Regions from separate parts of the Homo sapiens genome. Here region 1 is linked to region 2. The links are chromatin contacts, found by Hi-C or POLR2A ChIA-PET in ENCODE. All regions are on one chromosome and are shown on one strand. Each heading gives the region's core, a stretch centred on a gene start or an enhancer-like site at or near the end of the contact. The rest is flanking DNA. Distances are from core to core; before and after follow the strand shown. Region 1 overlaps LOC105371244 (a long non-coding RNA gene). Region 2 overlaps LOC105371240 (a long non-coding RNA gene).

Region 1 (5,766 bases), core at 3,026-5,525, 810 kb before region 2:
AAAAGTGTGCAATTTATTGTGTGTAAATAGAGTCTCACTAGAGCTGTTAACAAAAGTAGAAAGCAGAGAGGGAGAGAGGAGTGGAGGTGCTCCAGGCAGAGGTCACAGCTTCTGCAAAGGCCTAGACGTGAGAAGGAACAGGGCGTCTTGGCTTGGCTGGGGAATAGGGCATGAAATGGGGAGGTGGGAGACAGGAAGGAAGCTGATTATCCTACCCTGTGTTCTATGCCTCATTCAGAAGTCTCCAGGGAGCTTCAGACAGTGTCCAGGCCTGGCCCAATTCTATCTTGTTTTTCTGCCTCTTGTAGGTGCCTGTAACACTCAGCCCCTCCTTGCAGTTGTTCAAATGAGCCAGATCCTGTATGTCAGGGCTCAGGGACTGCAGAAAGGAGGCTGTCAGCTGGAAGAAGGAGAAGGTGTCAGGATCCCAGGTCCACAAGGCCAGATGCTGGAGGTGGAGGCCTTAGGGGCCAGGGAGATGGGCCCCCGAGCCTCCCTCAGAGAGGGAAAAAAGAGGGAGAGAGGGACAGAGAGAGAGAGAGAGAGAGAGAGAGAAAGAGAAATAAAGGACCATGCAGGTTTTTCCATGAGGATGAGAAGACAGAAGAGTCAACACTCCAACCCAGGAGGGGAACTAGGTCAATTCACGAAGCCAATGTGCAGAAAACTTGTTGAGCAGAGTCCCCTTTGCTGAGTGAACTATCAGACACACATCTTAGCCTCCATCCAGCAGAGTCCTCTGGAGCCACTGTAAGTCCAAAAGCCAGGTGCAGAGGCAGAGTTTTGGGACAACTTGTGTATTTGCATGAGAACGGCAGAGGTAGGGGCAGAGACTGGGGTGAGAGAACAAAAACTTTCCAAAATACCCCACAGTAGCCTGGTCAGCCAGTCATTTGGTGAACTGAATTTCTAGATTGGCTTTTGGCAAAGGGATTTCTGCAAAGCAGTTTTCCACTTCTCTTCCTGTCTCCCACCTCCCCATTTCAGGCCCTGTTCTCTAGCCACTTGGGAGGACAAGTGTCATCGCAATCCCTAAGGGAGGACAGAAGTCATTCACGGCACTCTACAGAAGCCAGAAGATGTGCTTATAGGCGGTGTTGGGTGTTGTCTTGAGCCCACAGTGGGCCTAAGCTGTACTGGGGATGTTCGATGAAAGCAGAGAGAGAAATAAAAGATCATGCAGGAACTTCCATGAGGATAGGAAGACAAGAAAGGTCAACACACAGCACGGCCAACAAGCAAGACAGTCTAAGAATGAACATGGTGACTTAAAAGATGACATGGGGGCTGCAGGGAGGGAGAAACAAACGGGGAGGGAAGCACAAGTCTTGTGAGTGTCTTTTTGGAGAGACAGGACTGAGATGGGTCTCCAAGATAAATTTAGTTTTGGATCAGGACAGGAAAAGAGAGAAAGGCCCTGATCTGAGGGTAAGGACGAGATGCACAAAGAGCAGCACATTCTGTAACATGTCAGTAGTGAGTAGAGCTTGCTCTGAAATGATCCTGCATAATATTAAAATCACCCTTGATAAAAGATGTGCAGCCAGTCTGGAAACGCCAACAGTGATTGAGCATATAGGTGATGGGGTTTGCATGTTTGTTAATTTATCTGTTGTTTTTCTTTTTTATCTTTCCACTATGAATATGTAGTACTTGTGCATTTAAAAAATGTTATAAATCTGCAAGTTAACAAATCTAATGCATTTCCCTTCAATCTCATCATCCCAAGACTAGACCTTTTTCGGACAGTGGCTTGAAGACAGACAGGCTCTCCTAAGAGATGGAAGCCCAGGGTGTTCAGCCCCCACTGTCTAAGGCCCCCCAACTCCAGGAGCCCCATATGTTCCTACCAGACCATAGGCTTAACTGGATGTAGGCCAGGGGTGGGGGAATGTGCTCTGCTTGGCATTGTAAGGTGCCAGGCGCACCTGAGCAGCTGGACAGGTGTGACAGATGCCCTGGATTGCATGGAGCTGGCTGTGCCTGTGCACACACACCCGTCTGCACCCCGTCCTCCCCTCCCTACACCTCCCTGTCTTCCCGGCTAGCTCAGGTGTGGTGCATCTGTGGCCCATTGGCAGCTCTCTTGCCCGCAGTGCACAGGGAGCTGTCAGGTTAAAAGCTGGCTTGCTCGATTTGATCCCACATGCGAGCTGTTTTATTTCCCTCTCTCTCCCTTACACGGCTTCGGTGTGCTTTTATAAATATTTCACTAGCCTTGCTAAAGTCTATTTCATCTCTCTCTTAAATTTATTAAATATAAATGCAGCAACAACTCTACCATAAGTCTCTCTTTGCTGTCAAAATCTCAGGCTCCCATGGAAGTAAATATAATTTGCTTTGTTTACCGTAGGTAACTTGGAGCCCTATCTGCTATCTCAACACCCCCTAAGCACCCCCAAATCTCCCTGTTTTTGTTAGCAGGGGTCTGTCTCATCCCAATGTAGTGCACGGGGACACGGGTCACGCTTTGAAGAGGGCGTGACAAAGGGGCTGTTCTCCGACACTCGCATGGCAGGGAATTTCTTGGTCCGCTGGTCCCTCAATGACACAATCAATGAGTAAAGGGGGATACCTTTACTCATCACCTCAGACCTGAGCACGCCCTGGGCCCCATTTGGGCAGAGCTTTGCTCTTTGCTTTTCTTTTAAAGTAAAGGGCCCATCTGCTGCAGCTAGTGACCTGGCCAAAAAAGACACAGACTGCTGTGAAATGATTGAGGGCAGTGACTCCCCTCCCACCCCAGGAGCCAGAGCCGACAGAGCCAAGAGCAAGGCAGGAATTCAGGTCCCCAAAAGCAAGCCAGAAGCACCACCTCCAAGCGCCCTGCCACTTCCTTTGTTCTTTGTTAATTGCAAAATAAACACAACCCTGCCCACCGACTGTGGAGAAAGATTTCTGCCAACTGGGGGACCCGGCAGGTAGTGGGCAGGCATTTGCCCTCCATCAACCACATGTGATTTCCTGGAGGAGAAGGGGCAGTAGAGAAGGGGCAGAGTGGCAGGGCTGGGATGGACCTAGCTTAGGGCTTGTAGGTCAGGGAAGTGAGGGAAGTGGATGTCAAGATGGAAGACACAGGCACGCTTTGTTTGCATCTGAAATCAGTGAGAATAGCTTTCTCTTCCACAAAGAACTGGATCTCTTTCACCCAGGTGAAAGGTGCTATTTCTAGCTCTTATTTCTTAATGAAAATGGCCCTCTCAGTCTGTCCTGTTTTTCTCTACTTTTGGTGGTGACATTGGAGCAGAACGATGGCATTTCCGCTTTCTATAAGAAAGAGGGCCAGGCTTGTCTAAGAACCCCCACCCCTAACTCCTAGCCTGGCATCTTCCATTAAACTTGCAGAGATGAAACAGGTGACTGACATCTTGGGCTGGGGGGACAGACGTTTAGAATTAGCTCCTGGATGCATCCAGGAATTCAGATCTGTGCTAAAACTCTCTATAGCTCCAGAAGACTGGCTTTTACAGTGGCTGTGCCCTGGAGTCTCAGAGACTGTCCTGCAGATTCAGGAAGAGAGGTGTTGTACGGACTTGCAGATTTTCTGTCTCACCGTCCCATTTAGACACAGGAAGACAAGAGAAAGTTACCTCTAGGAGGTGAAAGGAGTAAGTTTTTTGGGGGGGTCAACTGAAGATCTGTGTGAGAACCTTTTCCACACTACAACAATAGACTAAAAAAAATTGACTCAGCTTACATAGAATGCAATTGTTTTGTACAATTATTTTGCTTAAAAAGTGAAAAGGGTTTTAGAATTGTGGTTTTGAACTTGTTAGTAATTTTGATTTTTCAGTTTTATTCTTGTATTTTACAGTCACAATTATTATTATTTTTTTCTTTTTAGATCTCAAGCATGTTTAATGGCCCCCGAAAAGAATCTATAGACCCCACACTGTTTATGGGGTAAATCAAGCCTCTGGGTCTGGGATGGAAGAACCAGAGTGTGGGGTTTCAGAGAAGGGTAGTGGGGAAGAAGCCACTTGCTCTGGAGCAAGTGATCATTGGGCCTTCCCTGGGATGGCCCCAGGGAGCACGCCTCTGGCCGACCTCCACCGGCCTGCCAACCCAGGCTGCGGGGGCGGCTGCGAGTCCCCCGAAGGTAAATGACGCGGCATCAGCGGGGTCCCTGTGTCAACTGCATGATGGCTTTCAGGCCTGGGGCTGGTGGCTTCCTGTCTCACCGCTGAGAGCGAGGCTATTTCAGGATCTCGCTGCTTCCGTCTGTTCCGGGGAGGGCAGGATGGAGGGCGGGCAGTGGAGAGGAGGCGGAGGCCCGGGTCTACATCTACCAGGTGTTTCAGAGGCAAACTTTCTTTTTCCTCCTGTTTCTGCTGCCCACTGCTGGTGGAATGGGTTTGTCAAGTTGGCATTACTTTCTTTGAAATGCTTTTTATTCACTGCTTTTGGAGTAAAAAACAAAACTCAGTCATATCCCTACTCAAGGCTTGGATAATTGCCCAATACAGCAACATCTTCTGTAGTAAAATTTACCTTCAAAAATCCTGTGAATCATTAGGACCTGATGGGTTCTGAGAATTTCACTTATTTTGTTTGTTTGTTTGTCTCTTGGGCATTTTAGCTGTGCCTTCCCTGTCCCTGGGGCGATGGGGATGAGGGAACAGTGACAGGGTCAATAAATGCGCCTCTGCCTGCCTATTTCTCTCTCCTTCTCTTTGTCTGCACTCACTTAGCTGAATTTGGGTAAGATGGTTGTTTGTGGGAGCCAACCCCATTGTACTTCTGCACAGTACGTTTACTGCTGTCAGAACACTCTCACACGCACACGCACCAAGCCATTGTTTGGGGAAACTTCCCTGGCAGGTCGAAGGAATGGAATTGCTGTCTCCATTTCCCATCTCAGGACGCTGAGGCTGGGAGAAGGGGACCGGCCTGTGCGGGTTGCAGGATGCGTGGCTGGGGTTTGAAGCAGCGTCCCCACCCCCGTGCGTGGGCTGTTGCCATTGCCCCACGTTTCTCACGTTTCCCCTTGGCCTTACTTGAGATTCCCTGTTCCCTGTGGAGGGGCCTAGGAAGGGCCCCTGATTGACTTTTGGCCCCAAACCGTGACTCTCTCTCAGAGGTGGCTCAGGGAACTTTAATGATTTAGGGCAGCGCTGCTTAGCCAGGGGCAATTTTGTTTCTCAGGGGACATTTGGCAGTGTCTAGAAACATTTTTGGTTTTCACAATTGGGGGTTGCTACTGGCATCTAGTGGGTAGAGGCTGTTAAACACCCTGTAGCCCAGAGGACAGGCCCCTCCTGCCCTGCAACAAACAATTATCCGGCCCAGAATGTCAACAGTGCCAAGGGTGAGAAGCTCTGGTTTAGGGGAGTGAACTCCAGGTGGTTAGGAACTATCGCCACATATTTCTTGCCTTCTTCTAAGCTCTCGGTCCATGATGTTCAGCAAGGAGTCACTGAGCACCTCCCACACGCATGGCACACTCCCATCTAGGCTGCCTGCCTGTGCCATCTCCTTACACTCTCAAAGGCATGGTAAAGTGGGTGAATCTCTCCATAGGACTCATGAGAACATGAGGGTTTAGAGGGTGTCACCGTTGGGTGTCCTGGGAGGTAGGCTCTGGGGTGGATATTTGTATGCAGAACCAGCCTCTGTAGGGAGAGAGGGACTCAGGATGGGGCAGAGAAGGAGATGGGCGGTGATGCAGTCATAGCAAAGGCCTCTGTTGATCCCCTGGGAGCCCTGGCACTGCTGTGATCATTCAGAGATGTTCCAAATTGGGGTGAAGAATCCAGGCTTTTCTAC
Region 2 (5,433 bases), core at 1,128-3,627:
GTAAATAAGAAGGGAAGGAAAGCAGGAAGAAGGGAAGAGGGAAAGCAGAAAAGAAGAAAGAAAGGTCTCAAATGCTCAGCTCTCTTTCTGGGCACATGGTGGGGCTGCACCTCTCCACCCACTTGAGCTCGTGCACGGCCATGTGATCTGCTTTGGCCCATGAAGTATGAGTGAAAATGACATGTGTCACTTTTAGGCAGAAGCAGACAGGTCAGTCTGTGGTCTCCATCCTCTTTTTACTGCCTGCTGGGTCACAGAAGCACTTGTTGAGATGGAGTCTCTGTCACACAAGGCCCCTGAGTGACTAAGACAAGCAGAGCCCCTGGTGGACCTGCAGTGGACACACAGCATGGGGTGAGAAAGACACTCTGTTCTTTTGAACTGCTGAGAGTTTAGGGTTTATTATTAACCTAGCACAACCACGTCTCTTCTTTTTTTTTTTTTTTTTTGAGATGGAGTTTCACTCTTGTTCCTCAGGCTGGAATGCAGTGGCGTGATCTCAGATCACTACAACCTCCACCTCCCAGGTTCCAGCGATTCTCCTGCCTCAGCCTCCTGAGTAGCTGAGATTACAGGTGCCCACCCAAAGTACTGGGATTATGGGTGTGACCCACCTTGCCCAGCCACGTCTCTTCTTTTCTTTTTTAATTTCAACTTTTGTTTTAGATGCAGAGGATATACATGCAGGTTTGTTACATGGGTATATTGCATGATGCCGAAGTTTAAGGTACGATTGATTCTGTCACAAGCATAGGACCCAATAAGTAGTTTTCCAACCCCTGCAGCTCTCTTCCTCTACCCTCTAGGAGTCCCCAGTGTCTATTGTTTCCATCTTTGTGTCCCAATACCCAATATTTTGCTCCCACTTATAAGTAAGAACATGGGGTATTTGGTTTTCTGTTTCTATGTTAATTCAAGTGCAGTTGGTTTGAGGTATCAGGGAAAATCGCATCTTTTTACCCTTCTATTTGCTAAGAATATCAGACACTACCTTGCCTTTCCCACTGCTATACAATTTCAATTCCAATTGTCTGTTTTCCATAGATTCTTGCAAAGATGCTATAAGGTGAACAGGTGAAATATTATTTATTTATTTATTTTTTTTTTTTTTTGAGACGGAGTCTCGCTCTGTCGCCCAGGCTGGAGTGCAGTGGCGGGATCTCGGCTCACTGCAAGCTCCGCCTCCCGGGTTCACGCCATTCTCCTGCCTCAGCCTCCCAAGTAGCTGGGACTACAGGCGCCCGCCACTACGCCCGGCTAATTTTTTGTATTTTTAGTAGAGACGGGGTTTCACCGTTTTAGCCGGGATGGTCTCGATCTCCTGACCTCGTGATCCGCCCGCCTCGGCCTCCCAAAGTGCTGGGATTACAGGCGTGAGCCACCGCGCCCGGCCCAGGTGAAATATTATTATCCTCCACCTACAAACTAAGAAAAAGAACCTGAATGACTGCCCGGGACTCCCTGGGTAGGAGAGAGGGGAGCTAACACCAGAGCCCAGGTCCCCAGCTCCCCACCCAGGGCTTCACTGCTTGGCTCCAGTCAATAAAATAGCACAGGTCTAAAGAGTCTAAAATCTGGAGGTCCCCACCAGAAAGGGATCCTTCTTTTTTTAAAAAGGAAATATATCCAAAGGTTAGAATCAGGCCAGGCGCGGTGGCTCACACCTGTAATCTCAACACTTTGGGAGGCCAAGGCAGGTTGATCACTTGAGGTCAGGAGTTCGAGACTTGCCTGGCCAACATGGTGAATCCCCCATCTCTACTAAAAATACAAAAATTAGCGGGGAATGGTGGCAAGTGCCTGTAATCCCAGTTACTCGGTAGGCTGAGGCAAGAGAATCGCTTGAACTTGGGAAGCAGAGGTTGCAGTGAGCCGAGATTGCACCACTGCACTCCAGCCTGGGTGACAGAGTGAGACCCCTTCTCAAAAAAAAAGAAAAAAAGGGTTGGAATCGTGGACTTTAAAGCCCGACTGCCCAAGCTGGCCCCAGCTCCAGCCCTCACTACCCAGAGATCATGAGCATAGCTCCCTCTCTCTCAAGCTCCATTCCTCCAGGCCTGTAACACTGGGATAATAATAGTATCTACTTCTTACTCTTGTGAGTTTTAAATAAACAAATCCATGAAGAAGACTTGGCATGGCGTCTGGCATATAATAAAGGCTCGCTGAGATTTCTCTATGACTACCCTGTTATCACAGTTCTTTCCATTTAAACAGCCGCCTTCCAGGACTGTAATGCCAGGCTGCTGCCACAAGGTGGCACTGTTGTCTCTGGCCACCCTTCCTGAGTCGCTAAAGCTTCATTTCTCAAAATGCCAAGTTGAGTCAGGACGGAAGGAGAACCCAGAAAAAGATGACAGAGTCCGAGAACTCCAGACAAAAACGTGACTTCCTTGTCACATCAAAAATGATGAAACTGCTTCCGTCTTTTATCTCTGCTCTTTCTTGTAGCTGGATCCCCACACCTCAGAATAGGCTGAAGCAGCTGGTAAAATTGGGCTGCCCAGCCCCAACCCCACACCACGGGTATAACTGGGCGGGGGGTCCTAGTGGAAGGTGATTGAATCCACTGCTGTAGAGAAGGGCTTCTAGGGCTGTAGCACGCTTACGCCTCACCTGGGCACCTTATGAAAATGCAGATTCCGATTCTCAGCCTCTCTGTGCCTTATTTCCTTCATCTCAAAATAGGGAATAATAATGGCACCTACTTCAGGGAGTTATTATGCAGAAAAAGATGACAGCATGATCAGTTAAGTGATTAATTGAATAAGCAGGGCACATGGCGAGTGTCCTTGCAAGCTTTTATGTTAGAGAGAAAAAAAAGGTCAGGCTTGGGGCTGTGGGATGGGGCCTGGCACTGTGCATTTCTTTTTTGTTTGTTTGTTTTTGTTTTTGTTCTTTGAGACGAATTCTTCACTCTGTAGCCCAAGCTGGAGTGCAGTGGTGCAATCTCAGCTTACCGCAACCTCCACCTCCGGGGGCTCAAGCGATTCTCGTGCCTCAGCCTCCCAAGTAGGTGGGACTGCAGGCGCGTATCACCACGCCCAGCTAATTTTTTGTATGTCAGTAGAGACGGGGTTTCACCATGTTGCCCAGGGTCATTCCGAACTTCTGAGCTCAGGAGATCCGCCCGCCTCGGCCTCCCATTACAGGTGTGAGCCACCGCGCCCAGCCAGCACTGTGCATTTCTAACAAGCTCTTGAGTGAGGTCTGTGCTGCGGTTCCGGGCCCCATACTCTGAGGACCTGGCCCATTTGTGGCAAATGGAATTGGCGACCTCTTGGAAGTCAAGGCTGCAGTGAGCCGAGTTCCTTATGCATGCCGGTTCACCCAGCCGCACAACAGCCCTGTGAAATCAGTGTCATTGTTGCCGTTTTATGGATGATAAATGAAAACATTAAGTAACTGTCCCAAGGTTGTAACAGCTAATTATTAGCAGAGCCGGAACTCAAACACAATACACTCTGCTAAATCAAATGTTATTGTTTTATGTTGAATTAAAGTAAACGTGGCCCAGCTTTCCCTCCCTGACTTCTCAAGACAAAGAGAAAAGATCACGGAGGCAGCAGAGAGTGGAAAGGAGGGCAGCGCCTGGAGCCAAATCTATCGGACTCACAGTCTGTCCAGTCAGGAGCTGTGTGACCCTGACGAGTTGCTCAGCCTCTCTGTGCCTTATTTTCTTCATCTCAAAATAGGGAATAATAATGGCACCTACTTCGGGGAGTTATTATGCAGAAAAAGATGACAGCATGATCAATTAAGTGATAAATTAAATAAGCAGGACACATGGTGAGTGCTCAGTCATTGTCTGCACCGAGGGCTTATGTCCAAGGCTGTGAGAACTGCAGGGACCCATGATCTCCACTTTGGGCTTTAGGGAGCTCACAGTCTGATGAGGGAGAGTGGGGAAAGTGATCGCAGAAGGCCCATCGGAGCACCCATGGGGAGCAATCACCACCACGCAGCTCAGCATAAGGCAGCCACCAGCACCCCACAGGAACTGTCAAAGCTCATCTGTATGTTCATCTGCTCCTACACTCCCCAAACAAGTTTAACACCTTGAGTGAGTCCACTCATTATGGATGCAACGAGACCACAGAGGACATGAGATGGAGGCTGTGAATCCACTAGGCCCTTTGTTCCAAAAGACTCTTGCAGCAGGAGCTGACCACAACGCGAATGACTGCAGTGTGTAAAGACATGATTTGTACCATCAGGCCTCTAAATGCACACCTGCGACTTCACATGGTGCCTCAACAGTGATCCATTCCAAGGCCGGAGGAGAAACAGCCTCGCATTTACTGAGATAAGGTGGCTGGTCTCAAATGTGGGGCCTGGCTGTTTTCAAGGGTGAGTCTAGACACTCTTTACTCTGTAGTTGCAGTTTAAACCCTGGGTAATTTGAGCCTGCTCATCTGGGTCATAGTTAACAATGTGTCTTCAAGAGACTGGAAACAAACTGCCCTTCAGGAAACCAGGTACAGTCTCAGCTACTCTGGACGCTGGGGTAGCAGGATCCCTTGAGCCCAGGAGTTCAAGGCTATAGTGCACTATGATTGCACCTGTGAATAGCCACTGCACTCCAGCCTGGGCAACATCGGGAGACCTCATCTCTAAAAATTAATAAAATAAATGCCCATCATTAGGGAACTAGTGAAAGAAATTGTAAAATAAGCTGCTTGAGCAGATAAAAGCAATAGAATGTGGGGGCTCTCAATGTTCTTATATAGATAGATTTCGTCCTATGAAAATAACAAGCTACGGCTGGGCATGGTGGTTCACACCTGTAATCCCAGCACTTTGGGAAGCTGAGGCAGGCAGATCATCACCTGAGGTCAGGAGTTCGAGACCAGCTTGGCCAACATGGCGAAACCCCATCTCTACTAAAAATATAAAAATTAGCTGGGCATGGTGGCATGCACCTGTAATCCCAGCTACTAGGAGGCTGAGGCAGGAGAATTGTGTGAACCCAGGAGGTGGAGGTTGCAGTGAGCAGAGATCACACTACTTCACTCCAGCCTGGGTGACAGATTGAGACTCCATCTCAAAAATAAAAATAAAAATAAATAAAATAAAATGTAGAAAGATAGTCCCAGCAACTAAGGAGTCTGAGGCAGGAGAATCACTTGAGCCCAGGAGTTTGAGGCTGAAGTGACCCTTGATCGTTCCACTGCACGCCACCTTGGGCAACAGATTGAAACCCCAACGCACATACAAAAAAAAAGGTGGAAAGTTCCACAAAAAACAAACAGTAGTGGTTATCCCTAAGGGAGTCCACTAGGAAGACGGGGGACAGAGACAGAGAGAGCAGTGCAGGTAGGAGCAGACCCAGTTGCCCCTGGTTGCCTTGTTATTGTTTTATGCTGAATTAAAGTAAACGTGGCCCAGCTTTCCCTCCCTGACTTCCCAAGACAAAGAGAAAAGGCCACAGAG

Evidence for each region. Hi-C counts contacts between places; a loop is a spot of excess contacts on that map. ChIA-PET counts read pairs that join two places held with the same protein, here RNA polymerase II (POLR2A). Pooled maps may share reads with other maps.
Region 1: a loop to region 2 is called in a pooled map, with 3 times the contacts of the local background. The contact joins two enhancer-like sites. A Hi-C loop is called at or near these places in 1 of 50 pooled maps. POLR2A ChIA-PET finds 5 or more read pairs at or near these places in 2 of 52 experiments (activated CD4-positive, alpha-beta T cell and activated naive CD4-positive, alpha-beta T cell).

Annotation. Positions count from the first base shown.
Region 1 is chr16:49,440,025-49,445,790 of GRCh38, reverse strand. The region is part of intron 2 of LOC105371244 (a long non-coding RNA gene); the gene reads left to right. Among named protein-coding and RNA genes, the nearest start is that of LINC02179, 23 kb to the left of the region's middle. RefSeq lists enhancers at 2,012-2,513, 4,035-4,314, 3,570-4,517. Within about 2 kb of position 4,275, at least 8 of the 41 ENCODE cell types and tissues checked have a DNase peak (open chromatin) inside an H3K27ac peak, as active enhancers do.
Region 2 is chr16:48,627,420-48,632,852 of GRCh38, reverse strand. All of the region lies in intron 1 of LOC105371240 (a long non-coding RNA gene), which reads right to left. Among named protein-coding and RNA genes, the nearest start is that of N4BP1, 20 kb to the right of the region's middle. RefSeq lists enhancers at 2,576-3,075, 3,076-3,577. Within about 2 kb of position 2,377, at least 2 of the 41 ENCODE cell types and tissues checked have a DNase peak (open chromatin) inside an H3K27ac peak, as active enhancers do.